2 separate regions of the Homo sapiens genome follow, and region 2 is linked to region 1. A link is a loop called in an ENCODE intact Hi-C map of the cell type or tissue named here. Cell type or tissue: sigmoid colon. All regions are shown on one strand. Links, peaks and the distances in the headings refer to the core of each region. The heading gives the core; the rest is flanking DNA.

Region 1 (10,270 bases), core at 1,361-9,360:
ACTCAGCTGCAGGAGTGAGGGCTGCGCAAGAGAAGCCCAATTGTAGGGCTTGCGACAGTGCAGCTGCAGGGCCCAGAAAGGAAGAGAACTCGCTCCTGGTCACAGAATGGAACCACCCTTTATACCCTCAGACCCCATAGTCTGACTTGGCCCCCTACACTCTTTCCCCTTCCAACCCCTACAGACCCTTGCAGGATGGTTCCATCTCATTGCTGCAGGACTCAGAACCTAGAATTTACATAATCATGGGATTTTCGCACTGGAAGTTAGTAATCTCCAGTGTTTTCCCCTGAGGAGGTGAAACCCAGGTGTGTACCGTGTGTTCTCAATAACACATGAGTAACTCCTCTGGGGACACAAAGCTAGGGTGCCACTGGAACCCAGGTCTCCCAACTCCAAGGTCCTGGCACTGGGCACCACGACATGCTGCTGCAGGCAGCAAGACAGAGAGACAGTACTGCTTTACCGGGCACCACCCTGCCCTTTCCTCTCTGTGCCCAGCCCCCATACTCCGCAAACAGTGCGGAGGTGAAGAGATCCCCTTCGCTCCTGTGCTCTGCTCATTCCTGCTCACTCTCGGGTCTCCTACTCCCTTGGAGGCTTTTTCAGACCCCCTTCCCCAAAGGCTAGGTCAGTTTCCACCCCACTCCTCATTTTATTCTCTCATGACATCCTGTAATAATCCATCACGCATATTACTGTTGTGGTTAGTCAACTACTGCACAATTGCTTAGTCAATGTCTGTCTCATTAGAACATAAGCTCCCATGACTGTGGGACCAGAGCTGTGTTATCCACCAGTGTGCCCTCTACCACCAAGAATGACTGAACTAATGAAGAGTCCATGCTGTCCTGTATGTTCTCCAATTCTTTCATTTCTTAGCCACGGTTGTCCTGACTTCTTAGACAAATGTCAAATGCCTCAAAGGCACAGAATGAGATTTAATGAGTGTCCCCACCTCCTCAGCACCTAGTCCAATGTCAAGCACAGAGTGGCCAATCGCTGATTGATTGATGATTGCTTGCTGCCTGAACCTCCGGAACTCCCCTGCCGAGAAAGGGAGTGAGGGATTCTTGTGCTTCTCCAAAGACTGAAGGGCAGAGGCCTCAGTAATTTCTGGACTGAGCTTAGGCAGAGAGGAGGTAATTAGCTCAAATCACATTAACATGGTTCTCAGGAAATGGCTGCTGAATTAGATATTCCAGCCACAGCAGCCACCTCTATTTAATAGGACATTAATGCTCATTCTGAGCAATTACTGTATTTGCAATGGTTTCTTAATGTTCAGCTTCTGGAGCCCTGAAAGGAAAGGGCTTTGTGCTTCCAGTAACCAGCTCTCCACCGTAAGGCAGAGGAATGAGCTGGGGAAATGCTCCCGGCCAGATCAGGGAGCCAACGCCCCAGACAGTCTGGAGAAGAGGCCAGGGACTCCAGGCTCCTGTGCCTGGCTTCTCCGACCAGCCGATACCCCCAGGGCCTCGCTAAGGGTGGGCCTATACAGGCAGAGGCAGGAAGGTCTCTATGCACAAGTGAGCCTCACTGAACCTTCTCTACTGCTCCCTGCAGTTATGCAGCTGCCTAAAGCCAGTCCCTGCTAAGTGCTCCTAACAGCATCCAGTACCTCTCCCAGCACAATGCTTACCATACTTATCATTTTGATTCTAATAGCATTTCCCCCCTTGATTTTAGAGTAATTAAGGTTCACTGCAAAAATAAAGCAAAGTGTAAAATAAGCCAACAGATCACATCTCTAATGTTTTCCTGTGCATAGGCACACATAAACATATGTAAAGACTGGCTTTAAAACAATGGAGCCAATCCAATCATCCACTCTCTGCTTTGGGACAATGGAGTGACCACTTTGTTTTAATTGCTTACGTAATTATCTGCCTTTTCCTATGAGACGTAGCCTCAGCGTGGGCAGCACCCAGCCAGGCTCACTACTGCTTGTTGGCAGAGTACCTAGCACATGGCAGTCACCCCACAAATGATAGCTGGCTAGATGGCCTGTCAGGTAGCATCCTTTGGGTTGCAAGCAACCCAATTAAAACTGGCTAAAGGAATGTAATAGCTAAAAAATCTTGGATGTTCAGGAATAGTTCTAGCTTCAAATGAGACTTGATCCAGTAACTCAAACCATGTCATCCAGTATCTAATCAACCTTTCCCTCTCTCTCTGTACCTGTCTCCCACTCCATCCTATCTTGTGTGGCTCCTTGGGTTGGCCCAGAACACCCAGGCAGACAAGATCTTGTTCTTACACCACATGGTCCAGATAAGAACCAGCTATTCTCTCATTAGCCTAAATTGGGGTGCACGACTTTCTCTGAAGCCATTCCAGTGGCCAGTGCAATGGCTAGATCTGGGGTGGGGTCCATCCCACCAAAGCCCCATGGGAGGAACTGGAGAAGGGAAAGGAAAACAGATACTCAGTAGCAACAAAATACGAAGAGATGGGTGGACACGTAGGCAGGTGGATGGAAGAATGAATCAGTGACTGAGGAGAGCAGCAAGAGGAGCTAGATCATTGCAATGTTCTCTCTCTTGGGAATCTGACCATGACTAGCAGTATGGGAGTGCGGCGGAAGAGGCAGAGAGGCTGCGGGCAGGAGATGGGCAGAAGGGCACAGAAGAGAAGCAGCAGCAGAGGGAGCGAGGAAGCCTCCCCATATCCTACCTGATACACCATCTAGCCAGCTACCATTTGTGGAGTGACTGTCATGTGCTAGGTGCTCTGCCAACAAGCAGTAGTGAGCCTGGCTGGGTGCTGCCCACGCTAAGACTGCACCTCATAGGGAAAGGCAGACAATTACATAAGCAATTAAAACAAAGTGGTCACCCCACTGTCCCAAAACGGGGCATGAGAATGAGTGGACGATGGGCTGTTCCAGCAAGAAGCCACCAGCTCCTGCTTCTGAAGACCAAAGGGGACGTGGCTGTTCCACCTGCAGAAGCCACATCGCATGGGGTCCCGCATTCAAGAACCCATTCTCATCCTGTTCTGAGATTTTTGTCTCCTCTTTTTGCCCATCATTATGCTTATAATAATCACTATGTTCCCTATCCTATTTAATTTGTTTCTTGAGCTATCCAGAGTAATTTTTTCTTCATTCCAACCAAAGGGGCTAACCAAATAAAATGTCTTTATTAATTTGACCAAGCATCAATATTAAAGAATGGAGTGACAGAACTAGTTATTGAAGGGAATTTTGACTTCTCCCCTGATTAGCAATTCGCAACAGCTGCTTAATCTAACCTGGGTTTCCCACCCCCGAGTTAAAAGCTAAGAAGGCAGTTGCTGAGTGCATTTTCTAAGTGTGTCACGTACATCCACTCATGTAACACTCTCAACCCTAGGAGGTACAGCTGCTTCCATCTATCCATTTTACAGATAAAGAAATGCAAATCATATGAGGCATAGCTGGGATTTGAATCCACGGAGTCCAGTTCTAGAATCTGTGTTCTTAGTTACTAGGTTTTCCCAGTCTTTTAGTGTGGACTACCCTTTCTAATGTACCTTCCCTTTGTTGTATTTTCAAACCTCTTTTTTTTCTGTCAACCTACTACAAGATCCTGAATGCAGAAAATATTCTGGCTTTTCAATCTGCCATCTGCAGTGGAACCGCCACCAAAATACAGATTTTTTAATAAAAATCTTTACGGGGAAGACCGTCATCCTCAAGGTCGAACCCTTGGATATGACAGAAAATGTAAAGGCCAAGACCCAGAATAAGAAAGGAATTCCTCTTGATCAGCAAAGGCGGATCTTTGCTGGAAAGCAACTGGAAGAAAAAGATGGATGTACTTTGACTCTTTCTTTCTTTCTTTCTTCCTTTCTTTCTTTCTTCTTTCTTTTCTTTCTCTCTTTCCCCTCCCTCCCTCCCTCCCTTCCTTCCTTTCTTCAGAGAGAGTCTTGCTGTGTCACCCAGGTTCCCAGGTTGGAATGCAGTGGCACAATCTTGGCTCACTGAAACCTCCACCTTCTAGGCTCAAGTGATGCTCCCACCTCAGCCTCCCAAGTAGCTGGGATTACAGGCACACACCACCATGCCTGGCTGATTTTTGTATTTTTAGTAGAGACAGGGTTTCATCATGTTGCCCAGGCTCATCTTGAATTCCTGAGCTCAAGCAATCCCCCACCTCGGCCTCCCAAAGTGCTGGGATTACAGGCATGAGCCACCGCGCCCGGCTGATTTTCTTTTATTTGTAGTAGAGACTGGGTTCCACCATCTTGGCCAGGCTGGTCTCGAACTCCTGACCTCGTGATCCACCCGCCTTGGCCTCCCAAAGTGCTGGGATTACAGGCGTGAGCCACCGCGCCCAGCTGACTACAACTTTCAAAAAAAGTCTACTCTTCATCCTGTGGTAAGACTTCATGGTGGTGCTAACAAAATGAAGAAATCTTACACCACTCCCAAGAAGAAAAGCAGGAGAGAAAGAAGGTTAACTGGCTGACTTGAAATACTAGAAAATGGATGAGAATGGCCAAATTACTTGCCTTCTTTGGAAATGCCCTTCAGATGATTGTGGCACTGGAGTGTTTATGGCCAGCCACTTGGAGCGAAATTACTGTGGCAAATTGTTGTCTGACTGATTGCTTCAACAAACCAGAAGACAAGTAATTGTGTATGAGTCAGTAAAAGACATGAACTAACATTTTTTTTTAAGTCTGAGTGGAGCCGCTCTGATTAAAGATGGGCGTGAGAGTCACAGCTGCCTCGGCACCTCCCTCCTCCCTCTCAAGGAGCGTTGTTTGAAAATCTCCTGTGTATGTGTGGACAGAAGCAGGGGGGTTGAGAGTCTGAACTGTAAGATTCCAGGGGGGGTCCCCACTCCACTCGCTCTGGGATCCTGGTAAGCCATGTCACCTCTCAGATTTCAGGGTAACCTCCTACAACTCACAGGGGACCAAATGCTCCCTGCCCATCTCAGGGCTCTGCTTGTTGGTTGGGCCAGGCTGGTGACAGATTATTTTCTGCCCAGATAGGCTAGAAGCTAAAAAGAGAAAAATAAAAGGAAGGAAATAATAACTCTTACTCTGCCCCTAGCTCCTAGCTCACCAACTAGGTGCAGAAGTAAAATACAGTAAAGCCCGTAGCTGTCATCAGCTGGAATCCTTTCCATCTCTCTCAAATTTGAAGAGTTATTTTGTCTCTCTCCCTCTCCCTCCCACCCTTTTCCTCGCCTTCTCCCCCTTTCCCTCTCTCCCCTCCTCCCTGTCTCTCTCCCTTTCTCTCTTTCCCTCTCCCCACAATCTATGCCTATGTGTGCGTGTGTGTGTGTGTGTGTGTGTGTGTGTATCAATATCCTCCTCTGTTTTGCTCCTTTCCATCAAGTATTTGAACTTCATCAAACAGTCACTGTATGATCAGCAGAGCAGGCACCGTATATTTGTTCTGTGATTGTAGAACCTACAATCTCCTTTCTGATAAAGGAATCCTACTTGTTTCCATAGAGTATGACGTCCTCAAAATAAACTTACACAGAACATAATTCGATTTTTTAAAGTGCTATATATAAAGCAGGTCTCCCCACAGAGATCAAAGGCCCACTTCCTGCCCACAGTACACGGGGCTGTATCTATTTGTCTGCGGAGATAAGAAGTTCCAATATCTGAGCAGAACTAATTTCAAAGCCTGCTCAGCAGAATTCTGATAAATGTCTTTTAAACGGCTCTGTTGAAATGTGTAACAGCGCTGTCTTTTTTTTTTTTTTTTTTTTTTTTTAAGACAGGGTCTTGCATTGCAGCCACTGGAAAGCTTTATGCCTTAGGGGTGGAATCACTGGGTGGTAGCATGCTCAGGGTCATTTCAAAGAAATGCACGCAGGCCCCATAGCAAAACCTCATCTCTACAAAAAATTTAAAAATTAGCTGGGTATGGCGGTGTGTGCCTGTAGTCCCAGCTGCTTGGGAGGCTGAGGCAGGAGGATCACTTGAGCCCAGGAGGTTGAGGCTGCAGTGAGTTATGACAGAAGCACTACACTCAAACCTGAATGACAGAGTGTGACCCCGATTCCAAAAAAGAAAGAGAGAGAGAGAGAGAAAGACAGAAAGAAAGAAAGAAAGAAAGAAAGAAAGAAAGAAGGAAAGAAAGAAAGAAAGAAAGAAAGAAAGAAAGAAAGAAAGAAAGAAAGAGAAAAAAAGAAAGAAAAAGAGAAAGAAGGAGGAAGGAAGGAAGGAAGGAAGAGAAGGAGGGAGGGAGGGAGGGAGGGAGGAATGAATGCACCCTAGGCAGAAACAGGGAATCTGGAGTCAGATGAAGAAGGAATTTAGGCAGGAGAACAGAACTATTGGCCAGGAAAGTTCTGGGCAGTAATTTCTGGATCAAATGACAATCTATCTTCCATGCCAGAAAAGGAACCTCTGATTCATACTAATGATGAAACTGCCCAAGGGATTAAGTATTTTTCCATTCAGGATCTAACTTTAAGATCAGAATCAAGTTCTTCCCCTCTAATTTGGCCCATTTTCTCCATAAAGGACCATTATTATGATACAATAATCATTTTGTGGGTGCATTTTCTAGGCTAGGCACTAAGCGAGCCATTTTTTTTTTACTCACTCGTCCATCCTACAAACCTTTATTGGCAAACCACTGGGCGCCAGGCTCTGTCCTAGGTGTTGCGGATACAGCAATAAGGAATATATGTGAAGTCCCTTTTGTCACGTGGCTCACGTTCAAGTAGGAAGACACATAATCTTTTTAATGAGCAAGTAAATACACCATGCCAAGCAACAAGGAAAGCAAAAAAAAAAAAAAAAAAAAAAGCAGAACGAGGAGATTGAAATAGCATGCAATTTCAGATAGAGGAGTCGAGAGAGACTCTAAGATGAGGTGCAATTTCTACAACCCTGGCCAGCTGCCTTGCAAAGAAAGACAAGCGACCGGTCACAAAGGAAACCAGATTAGGGAGAGATAGATCCGGTGAACCTGTCATCCCTACTACAAACATGTGTTCAGCTGGTAGCAGATCAGTAACATCTTCTCCAGGAGTAAAGGAGAATTTATTTACATGCTCATTACATATGCAGAGTTGTGACCAAATTGCTGCAGGTGACAGGTCCAAGTTCCTATAAGGATGTTCTATGGCTTAATACCCAGACTTTGTTCCGGACTTCATCTCTTAAGTGCTGTCATTTCTTCTGTATAAGCTATGGTTACTTTGGTTTCTTTTCTTCCTCTTAGACAGAAGATTCCAGCTATTATCACATAGCTTCCTCATTTACACTAAATAGAGTAAACCATTATTATGGATGTAAGACGATGGGTTTCATAAGTGAACCCACTGTGAAGGTAGCCTGGACAGGTGTATTAGTCCGTTTTCAAGCTGCTAATAAAGACATACCCAAGACAGAGTAATTTATAAAGAAAAAAAAAAGATGAGGTGCAATTTGAGCAGGAATCTAAAAGCGGTGGGAGATTCAGCCTTCTAGATATCAAGGGAAGGGCAATCCAGTGGAGGGCACGGCGCAGGGAGAGGCCGTGAGGTGGGGGCGCATTGGTGTGTTGGAGGGGTAGCTGGGAAGTGAGCAGTGATGGAGCAGAATGAGCAGAAGGAGGGCATGAGTCCAGAGGGGTCACAGGCCCTGGGAGCATCCTGGGGACATGGATTTTATTCTGAAGCTGTTGGAGAGCTTTGAGATGAAGGAGAGTCATGATTCTATGCATTAAGGACAATTCTAGTTACTGTGAGGAAAACAGGGTTTAGGGAGACAAGAGTGGAAGCTGAGAGACTGGTTAGGCAGCAGATAGCAGATGCCACAGTCCAGGTACGAGGTGTTAGGGTTTGGGTTAGGCTCCTAACCATGAGGGTGGACAGGAGTCGCCCAATTGCAGATATGTTTCCAAAGTGGAAGCAATGAGATTTGTTGTTGAATTAAGCATGGAGGAGAAAAATAGGTCAAAGATGCTTCCAAGATTGTGGCTGGAGCAACCGGGAGAACTGATGGTGCCATTTAGAAAGAGAAGAAGACTTACAAAGAAAGGAGCTGGTTGTGGGCAGGGTATCCAAGATTTGGCTTTGGACCTGTTTGAACAGAAACTGCATAGGAAATGGGGCAGGGTGTAAGGAGAGCCCAAAAGAGGGCTGAGGACTGGGCCCCGGGGTTAGCCCAACTTGTGATTTGGGCGAAGAGGAGGATTCACCAGAGAAGGATTCACCAAAGGAGGCTGAGGAAGAGTAGCCCGGGAGGTTAAGAGAGACCTAAGAGAGAGTGATGTCCCCTGGCAGAGAGCACCAAGTGTTTCAAGGCAGAGGGCCTGATCAACTGTGTCACAAGCCACTGATAAAGGGAGCAACAGGGGACTGAGGCTTGACCTCAGACTTGGCAACACACAGCTGACCTTGATAATGTCAGAATATGTAATTCTGATACCAGCCCTGCAAGCTAAATATTATTGTCTTCATTTTACAGATAAGGCAACAGAGGCCAGAGGAGGTTCAGTGATGCACCCAGGGCCACATAACCAGTGAATGTTGGGGATCAGATTAGAGTGCCCACGTCTCCAGCCTCCTTCTGCCATTGACACCATCACATCGACCATCCGGGCAAGACCCCCGCACCGCCCCCAAGGGCGCAGGCTTGATTTCACTGCCAAGCCAATAATGTCAGCAACAGCACTTATGGTGCTGGACCATAAATGAAACAAGCTTTGAGAACTAACTGCCACCCCAGAGGCCTCAGGGAGGAGGTGGCTGCCCTCAAAGGCTCAGTCTCGTATTCTGTAACCTCTCTACCCTGAAGAAGATCCCACCAGCTGCCTCTTCTTCCAGATCCTGCCAAGAATTAGGCATCTCCCAACCCCACTCCTGGGCCTCTTCTCCACATTCTCCCTGCCAATCATCCCCTTTAATAAAAAACGGTGAATAATTTTCTAGCATGCATCTTTGGATTGTTTACTGATTACCATAAACATTAGCTGCTTTTGAAATGCATTTTTTCAGCTTACTGTATTTTTTTTTGACTGATTTTTTTTTTTTTTGAGATGAAGTCTCACTCTGTCACCCAGGCTGGAGTACAGTGGCTTCATGTCGGCTCACTGCAACCTCTGCCCGCCAGATTCAAGCGATTCTCCTGCTTCAGCCTCCCAAGTAGCTGGGATTACAGGCACCTGCCACCACGCCCAACTAATTTTTGTATGTTTAGTAGAGACGGGATTTCACCACGTTGGCCAGGCTGGTCATGAACTTTTTTTTGACATTTTATAATGAAAATTTTCAAACATACAGTAAAGTTGGAAAGTTTTGAGCAGTGAACACCCACACCCCCCCCCCACTAGACTCTACATGTACCATTTTACTCTCCTCGCTTTACCCCGCGTCTGTCCATGCATTCCTCCCTCTGTCCACCAGCATCCATCTTATTTTCTAAGCAAGCTACAGACGTCAGTACGCGTCACCCCAAACACTTCAGCATGCATGTCACAAACTACAGTTCAATATTGGTTTAAGAGTTTGTTTGGTTTTCCAGATATAATTTGCAAAGAGAGAAATTAACATATCTCATGAGTATGGATGCTGACTTTGGACAAATACATACACAAATAGGTTACTGAAATCTCCATCAAGATACAGAACATTATCATCACCCCAGAAAATTCCCTTATTCTCTTTCCCAGACACTCCTTGTCTCACCCCAAAGGCAACTACTGACCTAATGGCTCTCACATCCATGGTTTTTGCCTCTTCTGGAATTTCACATAGAGTCACACAGCATGTAGTCTTCTGTGTCTGGCTTCTTTGGTTCAGCATGTTTTTGCAATTCATGGATGCGACAGCATGTTAGTAGTCTGTTTCTCTTTTTTGCTAGTGGTATTCCATTATGTAATTATATCACAGTTTGTTTATCCATTCTCTTGTTGATTGCAATAATTCTTTTAATAAAATAAAATTATTCTTTCATGAATTTCTAGTTAGGATGCTTCTGACTTTCTGTTAAGAATTCTCTCATCATCATTTAAAGCAAACTGGGCTTGAGTCGTGGCTGTTTAGAGCCTGATCTTTGAAATCAGAAAGCTCTGGATTTCTACTTCAGTCTCCACTGTTACTAAGTGGGTGACCTTGGGCCAGTTACCTAACCACCCTGCACCTGCACCTTACTTTTACATCTATAAACTGGGAACAAAAATATCTAAAGGATAGGAGGGGCTTATTAGGATTTAAATAATTCATTTATTCCTTGGCTCTTTCCTGTAGCAATAGTTAATAAGAACCCACCGAGTTCAACCCGCTAAGCCTGGGAAGGTAGCAGGAACCAAAAGCAGAGAGAG
Region 2 (10,270 bases), core at 865-8,864, 560 kb before region 1:
ACTTATTCTCCCTAAATGATGAAGGCCAGTTCTGTATAACTTCTGCCAGCAAACACTTGCTTCATGTGGAGTGGGGCGTGTTGGCTTGAGCCTGTAATTCCAGCTACTTGGGAGGCTGAGGCAGAAGGATCCTTGGAGTCTAGGAGTTCAAGACCAGCCTGGGCAGCATAGCAAGACCCCATCTCTAAAATCATTTTTTAAATTGGCTAAGCATGGTGGCATGCACTTGTAGTCCCAGCTACTCGGGAGGCTGAGGGAGGAGGATTGCTTGAGCCTAGGAGTTTGGGGCTGCAGTGAGCTATAATGGTGCCACTGCATTCCAGCCTGGGTGACAGAGCAAGACCCTGTCTCAAAAAAAATTTAAAAAGCCACGTGGATGATTCGTGCTCCACTGGCAGTGCCCAATCTTTGGAAGTTTAGTATCTGGTGAAAGTATGAAACTGAGAGCCTACAGGTTTACCGAACTAATTTGCCACTGTGCCTTCCAGTCTGACTCTGAAAGGTTGCCTGTTCTTCCCTTTACATAACAAAGCATTTTCTTTACAGCTGTTGCCTGCATCGCAGCCACCGAGCATGGAGAGATTCCCCTGTGGATACTTACCCAACAGAACTCAAGTATTGGTTGCAGCCTGAGCCCTGGGCAAAGATCAGCTGTGAGATCGCAGAGTTTCTTTATTAAAGAACAAATCATGCTGGACAAACTTGATTGCTTTTTGGATCAGCTTGTGAAATGAGGAGGGCTTAGCGAACGTAGCCGATCACAGTATCTGGGGTGTTTAGTGAGTTATTTAATAAAGCACTCTGGAAATTGTACTGGGAAGTCTGAGATACTGTGGCCTTTGGTAGAGGGGAAAAGAGAAAGCTCCGTTGGTATCCTTGGATGCAGAAGGGAGAAAACCACGCTCCTGCCATTTCCAGGAGGTTAATTTGCTGCATTCCTGTGCACATATGAGGTTAGGAGGAAGGGTTGGGCAGAGGCAGATGTTTGTGTGTTTAGGGAGCTGGGATCACCCTGATGGAATTCTGGCAGTTTGCTTCTTTAGCTGTGCCTTCTCCACCCTGGCATTTCTGCCTGTTACATGGCCATCTTCCTGAACAGAAATTGTGAAAAAGCCAAAACACTAAGGAAATTCAGGGCAGATGGTTCGTCCCTCTGGACTGCAGGTTTCTCACCTATAAAATCAGAGATTGGGCCAGCATTTCTAAAGGCCCCCTAACCCTGCCCTTCCATGATAGATTTTGGTGACCTGGGCATCAACCTCCCTAGTGCCCACTTCCTTACCCCACCAAAGTCAGACCATCAGGACAACAGCTCAGACACCAAACTCCGCTGTATTATTTGGAGGCACCGGAAGAAACTGCCTTTTTTCTAGTACACTCCTTTCATTTGCTTGTTGATACTAAACACTTCTTAGTTATTCTACCTTCAACATTCTCATCTGTAAAATGAAAGGCTGGGCTGGCATTTCTAAGGGTCCTCCAATCCTATCTATGTAACAATTTTCGTTATTCAATATCCCTTTACTCACATTATTTTTCTCCATAGCATGTACCATTATGTGAAGTTATACTATGAATTGGAATATTTGTTTACCTCAAGTCAAGGTAAACTTCATGAGAGCATAGACTTTATGCAAACAGCATGAATGATGCACACTGCTCAATGTCCATCCCAATCCATTCTCCCCGTCTTCCATGGTAGGAGAACAATAACCTGACACACAGGTGGCCAGACACACACTCCATTCCCCAGCCTCCCTTGCTGTTAGGTGTGGCTATGTGCCTATGAGCTCAACTAAGAAAGATGAATAAGAGTACTGTGAGCCACGTCTGGGCTGAAAGCTGAGAGATGATGGACCTGCTTCCTTCCTCTTGCTTTCCTCTTCCGATAAGCTGGAGAATTGACACTGGAACCCAGCTTTGGCTATGCAGACACGGACAATGACTTAATGAAGGCAGGCGAACAATATGGAAGAAACCTAGCTCCCCAAGCTAATGCATGGAGCAGAGCTCATTGTCAACCTGAAACTCAGATAGTTGTGTAAGCAACAGTTATCTCAATAGAGCCACTGCATTTGGAGATCTCTTGAGTAGAGCAACTTAGACTCTAACTGGTACAGACAACAGAGTACTAAATATATCCCTAAAACTTAAAGTATAATAAAAAAAAAAGAAAAAAAGAAAAAAAAAGAAAACAAACAAACAAAAATAAATAAATAAATATATGGCACTGTCTTAAAGGTTATTTTGCAAAGAGATATAGAAGAAATAAAATTTTTCCACTGGGGGGTTGCGAGAAACAGGGCTTGAAATGCCATCTGCTTCCATATTCTGAACATCAGGAGATACACTGCTTTCTTCAAAGCCTTCTTTCAGAGGCATCTTTTAGGCAAAGATCAACTTAAGGATGTTGCCTTCCCTTTCCACCAACTCCTACGGCTGGTTTTGGATGGGACAAGTCACCATGGAAATAAAGGAGATGGGGATAGGTCAAAGAAGCAAAGGATAAAGCAGATTTAAGAGCGATGTCTAGGAAAGAATACTAAGTGCAGTTGCTGGAACATGGAACTGACAGGAAGCAAGTAGACCAGAAGCCTATTAAGTCATCTGTGGGAATTTATTGCCAAAGAAGGACTGGACTGGGCCTGAAAAAACCTGTGACTGTTCTGTGCCTAAAGCCACCACAGCCCTTATCACATCCAAAAAATAAGCAAGTAACGAAGTTTTCAGACTCCAAAGGGCGGGCTCACCAATGCCCACTCAGGTGCAGTCACAGAGGACACAAACGAAGACCCCAAGGATGAATACAGTGGACACAGTATATCATGGCCATAAACAAGGGCATGCTTCCCAGAGAGCGGAACCAGGGTCTCAATCAGAAACCTCCTCCACTCTCAAGGCAATTTCTACCCAGCAGAAGCCCATCATTGCTGTGGCCCAGCTCTGTGGCCCTCCTTCTCTTTTCTCAATGGAAACTGTTCTTGTGAATTGTTCGGCTCTGCTCCACCATTGCATCCTGTATGGGGAGGTCTTGGGGAGATGGATGAAGGCTTGTGGTGGGGGAAGGCTGAGATCACTTACTTTCCTTTTTCAACCTCTGGATCGGGAATCCAGACCTCATGAGAGGAGAATTGCTTAAGATCCAGGGATCCTGAACTCAGACCTAGGTAAGATCAACCTAATTAGTGGTATATGGTTTGCAGTGAATAAGCAACAATTTATAAAACACTTAGTACACTGTCAGCATTCAGTAAAATGAGCTATTTTTTCAGGTCTTCATAGCTGATGAGGTTTGGTGGGGTTGTTTGCTTTGGGGCACGGTGGCAGATGTCCTGTTTGTAAGAAGAAGGGTACGCACAGGCATCTGGTGTTCAGAGGCGCTGACTATGACAGTGAAGACCACTAACTGCCCACAAATAATGCCTTCTCCCTTTCTCTGTGGTAATAAAATCAGAGCCTGGCCATCAGCTGGACAGTCCACCCCATCTCCCAGCCTCCCTAGCTGTTGGCCTCCGCTCCGAGACATAAGCAGACGTGATGGTGCTACACGCAGGTGGAGGCTCGGGGCAGGGTGGGCCTGTCTCCTCCACTCTCTGTCATGCCCTGAGGGCTGAGCACAGACTGTTGTGGTCCAGCTTGGACCACAAAGAAAATGTTCCGGGTTCTGGGCCTAGGGAATGGCAGAGCCACCCGCAACACCAAACTCAAAGACTGTTACAAAAGAGAGAAACTTCCGATTTCTTGATGCATGTTTGAATCTCTGTCACAGCAGTTGAGTGTGTCATCCCAAGCGGGCTTCATCAGTCAATCCAGCCTGCTGTGCAGCAGTCTGTGAGGCGACACAGACAATGCAACCTGAACTCGGGCCCTTCTCCCGCCATTTCAGGGGCTCTCCAGGACACGTTGCAATTTGTTTCCATTAGCTTTGCTCCCCCTCTTCCTGTGCATTGCTTATTGATCTCAGAAATTTATTTAAATTCATTGAATCTTGGTTTTCTTACTTGTTGACTATAAAGATGACTTCATGGTTAAAAGGGTTGTACAAAGATCCATGAAGTAGCTAGTTTTATGGAATGCTGACAATGTCCTAGGTGCTTCATGAATGCTTGCTTATTCAGTGTAAACAGTATACCCCTAATGAGTTGATCTTAGGAGCCCTGCTTTTTGTAAGAGGAAAAGGAGGCACAAAAGTTGTTCCAGAACTCGCCCAAGGGCACACCACCAGCAGGTGCTATGCTTCACCAGGGATGAGATGTGACGCATGAAGAAGTGCCTCAAAAGCCCCAACACCACAGGTCAATGTGACATCTAGTCTTGTAACTGTGGAAGGACTCTTTGAACCACATAAAAATCGGAACAACAAAGCTGTGCATCGAAACATGCGGTCTGAGGAACTATCACAGCACTGCTTCTGCTTCTCTTTGGTCCTCTTTGACCAACCAGCCACCCAGAAGCCCAGCAGGAAGAGGTCTCTTACAAGTGGCCAAGCGCAGTGAGACCTGCCTGGCACCGAGCCCTCATCCCCAGCTCCTACCGGGAACAGTTCTGGCAAGTCTCAGGGCTGAGTTTCCCTACACTCCGGCTTGAAGTGTCCCTGGAAAGTTCCCAGAGTTATTTTGGGATCTTCTCTCTTCTCCTCCACACCTCACTGGCACTCCTTCCTTGGCATCATCACTGAAGCATAGCCCTAAAGGGTGCTGTGGTCCCCACTCATCTCGTCTTCTGATGCCTCCCCAACCTGTGCCCACTCCTCACTTCCTCTCCAATCAGCTCAAAATGCTGCTGGCAAAATACCCTTTCTCCTACCTCCCAGCACCCACCCGCCCTTTGCTTCTCTCTGCTGGCTTCTCCCCATTGCATCCCAGTACCAGGCATCCCAGGCATCATTCCTCCCCACCTCACAGAGCAAGGCTCAAGCAGGGGCCGTCATCTTTTGACTGCAGGTGTTGAGATCAAAGCTGTAGGAGGAAAAGGTAGATCTTGAGCCTAGGACGTGAGATGCTGTGTGATCATCCTCCCTCTGCTCGTGAAGCTCACATCTTCCTGTTCGCACCACTTCACACTGCCACCCGGCCACCTCCCCAGTGCCTTCGTCCAACTCCAGGCACTGACCCCTCCAGGGCCCCTCTCACTGGAGCAGGGCAGCTCCCCTAGAGCAAAGGGGCCTCTTGGCCAGTCAGGCCCTCGTTACCCACTGGGGACCCTATCGCTCACCAGGAAAGGTGCAAACTACCCAAAGCTTCCCAGGAAAGGGCTTCTATCCTAGAAGGCCTTCCTGATATGGCCTTCTGCTCCATTCGTCTGTGCAGAAACAGTGAGGCCTGGGGATCCTCACATCTGCTCCTGGATATGGAGCCGGTCAGGCCCTGCAGCTTTTGGCACGCTGGAAACATGGCCTCTTCTCGGGCACCTGCCCTTCCACTGCTGTACCCACCTCAGGCCCACCCTAGAAACACAACTGGAGGAAACACAGAAGCAGGGATGGCATGTCCCCATCCCCACATTTACCCCCAACTCAGCACACTCCTCTGAGGAGTCATCCTTACAACGAGCTTTTATTATGACCTTTTGTGCTGCAGGTATTGAGGGCAGAGAAGGGTCTTTGAGTGACACGCATGGCCAACTGGGACTGGGGGCTTGAGAGCACCAGGCCTGATGGCTCCCTTGTCCTCTGTATGCTGGAGATGGCTCCCCAGGCTCAGCCTTCTGCATGTGGCCTTTTTCTGTGTGGCTCTCCTACAGGTAAAAAATCCCGTCACCTCATGGCAGCATCAGAGAAGATCACACTCTCACATACACACAACCACACAATCACACACTCAACCATGCTCACAGTCACACACAAGTGATCACATATATTCACACACAACCACACATACAGCCATACAACTGCACACAAAACCACACACACATGCTCACAACCAGACACAATCACACACACAACCACACTCAGAATCATGCACAAAACACCACACACAACCATACTCACGACCACACATAACCAATCACATACATTCACAACTATACACACAACCATACAACTGCACATAAAACCACACACATACTCACAACCACAATCACACAACCACACTCACAATCACACTGAATCTTACACACACACACACACAAAACCACACAAGCACACACACTCAAACATAACTACACTGGTAATCACACACAAAATCACACACTGATACGTACACACACACAGGTAATCACAATTGTGTATGTATCACACAATCATACAAGCACATAGGCTGCTCACTGCACTGCACTGCACTGGGTTGGGGGCGTCATCACACTACTCAGTCAGACGTCTTTCTTTCCCAGGAGCCCTCCACACCCCATGCTACAGCCCAGCTTGATGGGAAATGACAAAGCCATCAGCCTTCAATGAAACTCCAGCAGAACCTGCAGGAAGTCTGTTTCATCTAGAAACCTCTCATTTCAAACGCCCCCCTCCTCTCCACCTGGATGACTCTCTGCTTTTTCCCCCACCCCCATATTGTTTCTATAGCAACCTCGGTCCCTGGGTAGGGCTGTTGCTGAGAGCTGCAACCCTTCGGGTCTGCCCTCTTGGCCCTATATGTGAAATGGTTGGATCACAAATCATCTTCCTGCTAGGACCTAAGCAGGACTTCCAATGTTGGAAGCAAAAGACGGCTTGGACTGGTCCAGATGTTCCAGAGGCCACCAATGCACTCAGGCTATTTCCTCAACATCTGCTTCTCTCCCTCTCTCTCTTGCTTTTCAAAAGCTTAGGCCTGGCAAGGAAATGCTTGCCTGTTTCTGGCACGTTCATGTACCAGATGTACCATCCCCTTATTGCAATAAAATACAGGCAGATGCATAGGTGACCACGTAAAAAATGAGCTGAGAAAAGATCTGGATGTCCTGGGACCTGGATTCTGGACACAGGTCAGCCACTTTCTGGCTGCTGGACCTAAGAGCAAATTCCTCATGTGCAGAATAAGAACTTTATACTGGACAAACTTAGGAGGTTCCTTCCAGCATAACATTTTGTGGTCTATTTCACTCTCTACAACTCCTCAAATTTTGCTGTCAGGAAACTGAGCCTGACAAAATTTGAATTCTTTCAGAAAACTCCAACAGAGGCCTAAAGTTAAGCTCTAGGCCTGATATGGTTTGGCTGTGCCCCCACCCAAATCTCAATTTGAATTGTGTCTCCAAGAATTCCCATGTGTTGTGGGAGGGGCCCGGAGGGGAGGTAACTGAATCATGGGGGCCGGTCTTTCCTGTGCTATTCTCATAATAGTGAATAAGTCTCACAAGATCTGGTGGGTTTATCAGGGGTTTCCGTTTTTGCTTTTTCCTCATTTTCTCTTGCCGCCGCCATGTAAGAAGTGCCTTTTGCCTCCCACCATGATTCTGAGGCCTTCCCAGCCATGTGGAACTGTAAGTCCAACTGAACCTCTTTCTCTTCCCAGTCTCTGGTATGTCTTTATCAGCAGTATGAAAACGGACGAATACAAGGCTCCTAAAGCCAAAACCATGCAAAGGGAGAGGACCCCTACAGCTGGCAGTTTCCCCTTATGAGAAATCTCTCCTTGAAGGAGTCACACCTGCATTCCCATCCTTTCTACCGGCATGACATTGACTTGGGGATCCACAAGGACACACCTAGATTGCAGGAACGTTCATAGGAAATGCAGTAAGAGTGGGAAGTTTTCTGGAAGCTGCCTCTGGCTGGAGGAGGCAGGAAGGAGGGGAACGGCAAGGAGGTTGACTGAAGGACGCCTGGAAGAGAAAGACTCATTCATGCACGGTGTGACCAGAGTGGGGAAAGCCTTTATCACAGTTCTCTGGTCAGCACCTTTGCAAAGGAGTGAATTTAGGAAGATACTGACCCAAAGTGCTGCAATCATTTGGACTAGAGCTCATTAGGCCCTAGCAAAGCCCGGAGCCCCCAAAGAAGTGGAAAATTAGAAAGACAAATAAAGGTCAATGTACCATCCCCTTATTGCAATGGAATTATTTACCCACCTGGGGAATTTGATGCCTGGAGAATGTGTAATTAATGGTCCTGGGGGCTGCAACGCACCCAGGAGATAAACAGTGCAACTTCAACTTGAGGGTCCAATGCTCCCCACCCCAGTACCCACCACTACATCATAGGCTGTTAGGGAGGAAGAAAACTAGTGAGGGTTCCAGCTGCATTAAAGGGGTCTGCTACCGGGCTCAGCACAGGCAGAGAGGCTCTGACAGCTAGACGTGGAAGGCCCACAGTGAAGCTGAGCACGGGACTCCACGCAGCTGTACTGGAGAAGTTCTTTTGCTTCAGGCCTTGCAAAAAAACTCTTTAAACGTGTTTCCCTTGACTGGTATTAAAGGCTGTTTGTTTTCTCTTCTGTGTGAACATGTTGTGATTTTCTCTCCCCCCACCCCATACAGGGCTGAACAATTACAGTATGTTCTTGAAGCACAAGCAGATGGGGCGGGAGGGTGGGGCTGTGTTCCCCCATGTGCTCCACCTCCCTTCCCTACCACCCAAACTGAAATTATCAACTAGCATTTCACAAAGAGCCAGGTTCCTGGCCAGTATGCCGGGGAATTGAAATAAGAAGCCTGTTTTTCCTAGAGCCATCTCTTATGAAGGGGTAATATTTAAACCCACAGTCACTGAATTACAAAAAAAAAAAAAAAGAAAAAGAAAAAAAAGTCCTAAACTGGCAAAAAGGGAATTCTCTCCCAAGAAGGGCACACAGGCTTGCCACAACTCACTCTCTAAAAGCTCACTGGTGCCACGGGTGTCTTGGATGTGACACCCAGATGAAAACTTAGAGATCAAAACTGAAAATGGCCCACAGGCTTCATCGTGCCTGACAGTTCGGGTCAACTGACAGGGCTGCCTGGAAAACAGTGTTGAGAAGGATTCTAAGATGCACTCGGATTCTGAAGGAAAGAGGGCTGCAGTCAGTTGCCAGTGCTCCATGGACACGAAGAGAAGGGCAGTGGCTTGCATGCCCCATGTTTGCCCATCCTAAGTCAGTACGGCACAGTGGTGCCCAGGGCCCAGGTCTACACTGGTTGGGAACTCATGCTTCGGGTATTGTGGTAAACAGAAAAATGCCTCCCAAAGATATCCACATCCCAGTCCTTAAACCTGTGAAGGTGTTGCCTTTCTTTTTTTCTTTTTTCTTGTTTTTCTTTTTTTTTTTTTTTTGTTTTAAGATGGAGTCTTGCTCTGTCGCACAAGCTGGAGTGCAGTGGCGTGATCTCAGCTCACTGCAACCTCCACCTCCCAGGTTCAAGCGATTCTCCTGCCTCAGCCTCCCAAGTAGCTGGGACTACAGGCACATGCCACCACGCCCAGCTAATATTTTGTATTTTTAGTAGAGATAGGGTTTCACTGTGTTAGCCAGGATGGTCTTGATCTCCTTACCTCGTGATCTGCCCACCTCAGCCTCCCAAAGTGCTGAGATTACAGACGTGAGCCACCGCACCTGACCTGAAGGTGTTGCTTTTCATGGCAAAAGGAACCTTGCAAGTGGGATCAAGTTAAGGTTCTTGAGATGAGGAGACCACCCTGGATTGTGTGGGTAGGCCCACACGGGATCCTTATAAGTGGACACAGGTTGGTCAGAGTCAGAGAGAGAAGGTGATGGGATGGGGAAAACAGAGATTGGAGTGATGCACTTTGAAGATGCAGGAAAGGACCGTAAGCCAATGAATGCATATGGCCTCTAGAAGCTGGAACAGGCAAGGAAATCGATTCTCCCCTAGAGCCTCCAGAAGGAACCAGCCCTAACATATCTTGACTTCAGCCCAGTGAAAGCTATTTTGGACTTCTGGCCCAGAAATGTAAAAGAATAAATGTGTGTTGTTTTAATCACAGGGAATAAATTTGTGTTGTTTAAATCTGCGGTAATTTGTTTTAGCAGTTAATAGGAAATGAATACAGCATGTTACTTATTCTCTGTGTCTCAGTTCCTGCATTGAAAAAAAAAACACCAGAAATAGTAATATCTACCTCTGATGGAGCTTTCAGGACAATTAAATGTAATATAATGTATGTAAATCACTTAGAATAGCATCTGGCACCCAGTAATTCTCAATAAATATTAGCTATGATTATTCCGATCCAACTGCTTTATTTTATGGGGGAGAACATTAAAATCCAGACAGAGAATAGAATGTACTAGAGGTCACAATGACACAATGAAGAAATGTGGTCCATCCTAATGCTTTATTACTGAAGAGTAGCTCTTTTATTTGTGAAAGGGACATGGGAGCTACAGAAGATTCAACC

Evidence for each region. Hi-C counts contacts between places; a loop is a spot of excess contacts. Peaks named below come from ENCODE experiments on the same cell type or tissue, not always from the same donor. Only the 100,000 strongest peaks of a DNase experiment are listed, where the experiment ranks them.
Region 2: a loop joins it to region 1, with 4 times the contacts of the local background. A loop is called at or near these places in 1 of 110 quality-filtered maps.

The regions. Positions count from the first base shown.
Region 1 is chr17:10,739,869-10,750,138 of GRCh38, reverse strand. All of the region lies in intron 1 of TMEM220-AS1 (TMEM220 antisense RNA 1), which reads right to left. Among named protein-coding and RNA genes, the nearest start is that of TMEM220, 15 kb to the right of the region's middle. RefSeq lists an enhancer at 932-1,481. In sigmoid colon, for the core only: no CTCF peak of the experiment used is centred there; no DNase peak of the experiment used is centred there.
Region 2 is chr17:11,299,064-11,309,333 of GRCh38, reverse strand. The region is part of intron 2 of SHISA6 (shisa family member 6); the gene reads right to left. It overlaps LOC124903929 (a long non-coding RNA gene), which reads left to right. Exons shown (of 2, transcript XR_007065623.1): 2 at 547-813. Among named protein-coding and RNA genes, the nearest start is that of SHISA6, 63 kb to the right of the region's middle. In sigmoid colon, for the core only: no CTCF peak of the experiment used is centred there; a DNase peak (open chromatin) is centred at 4,503.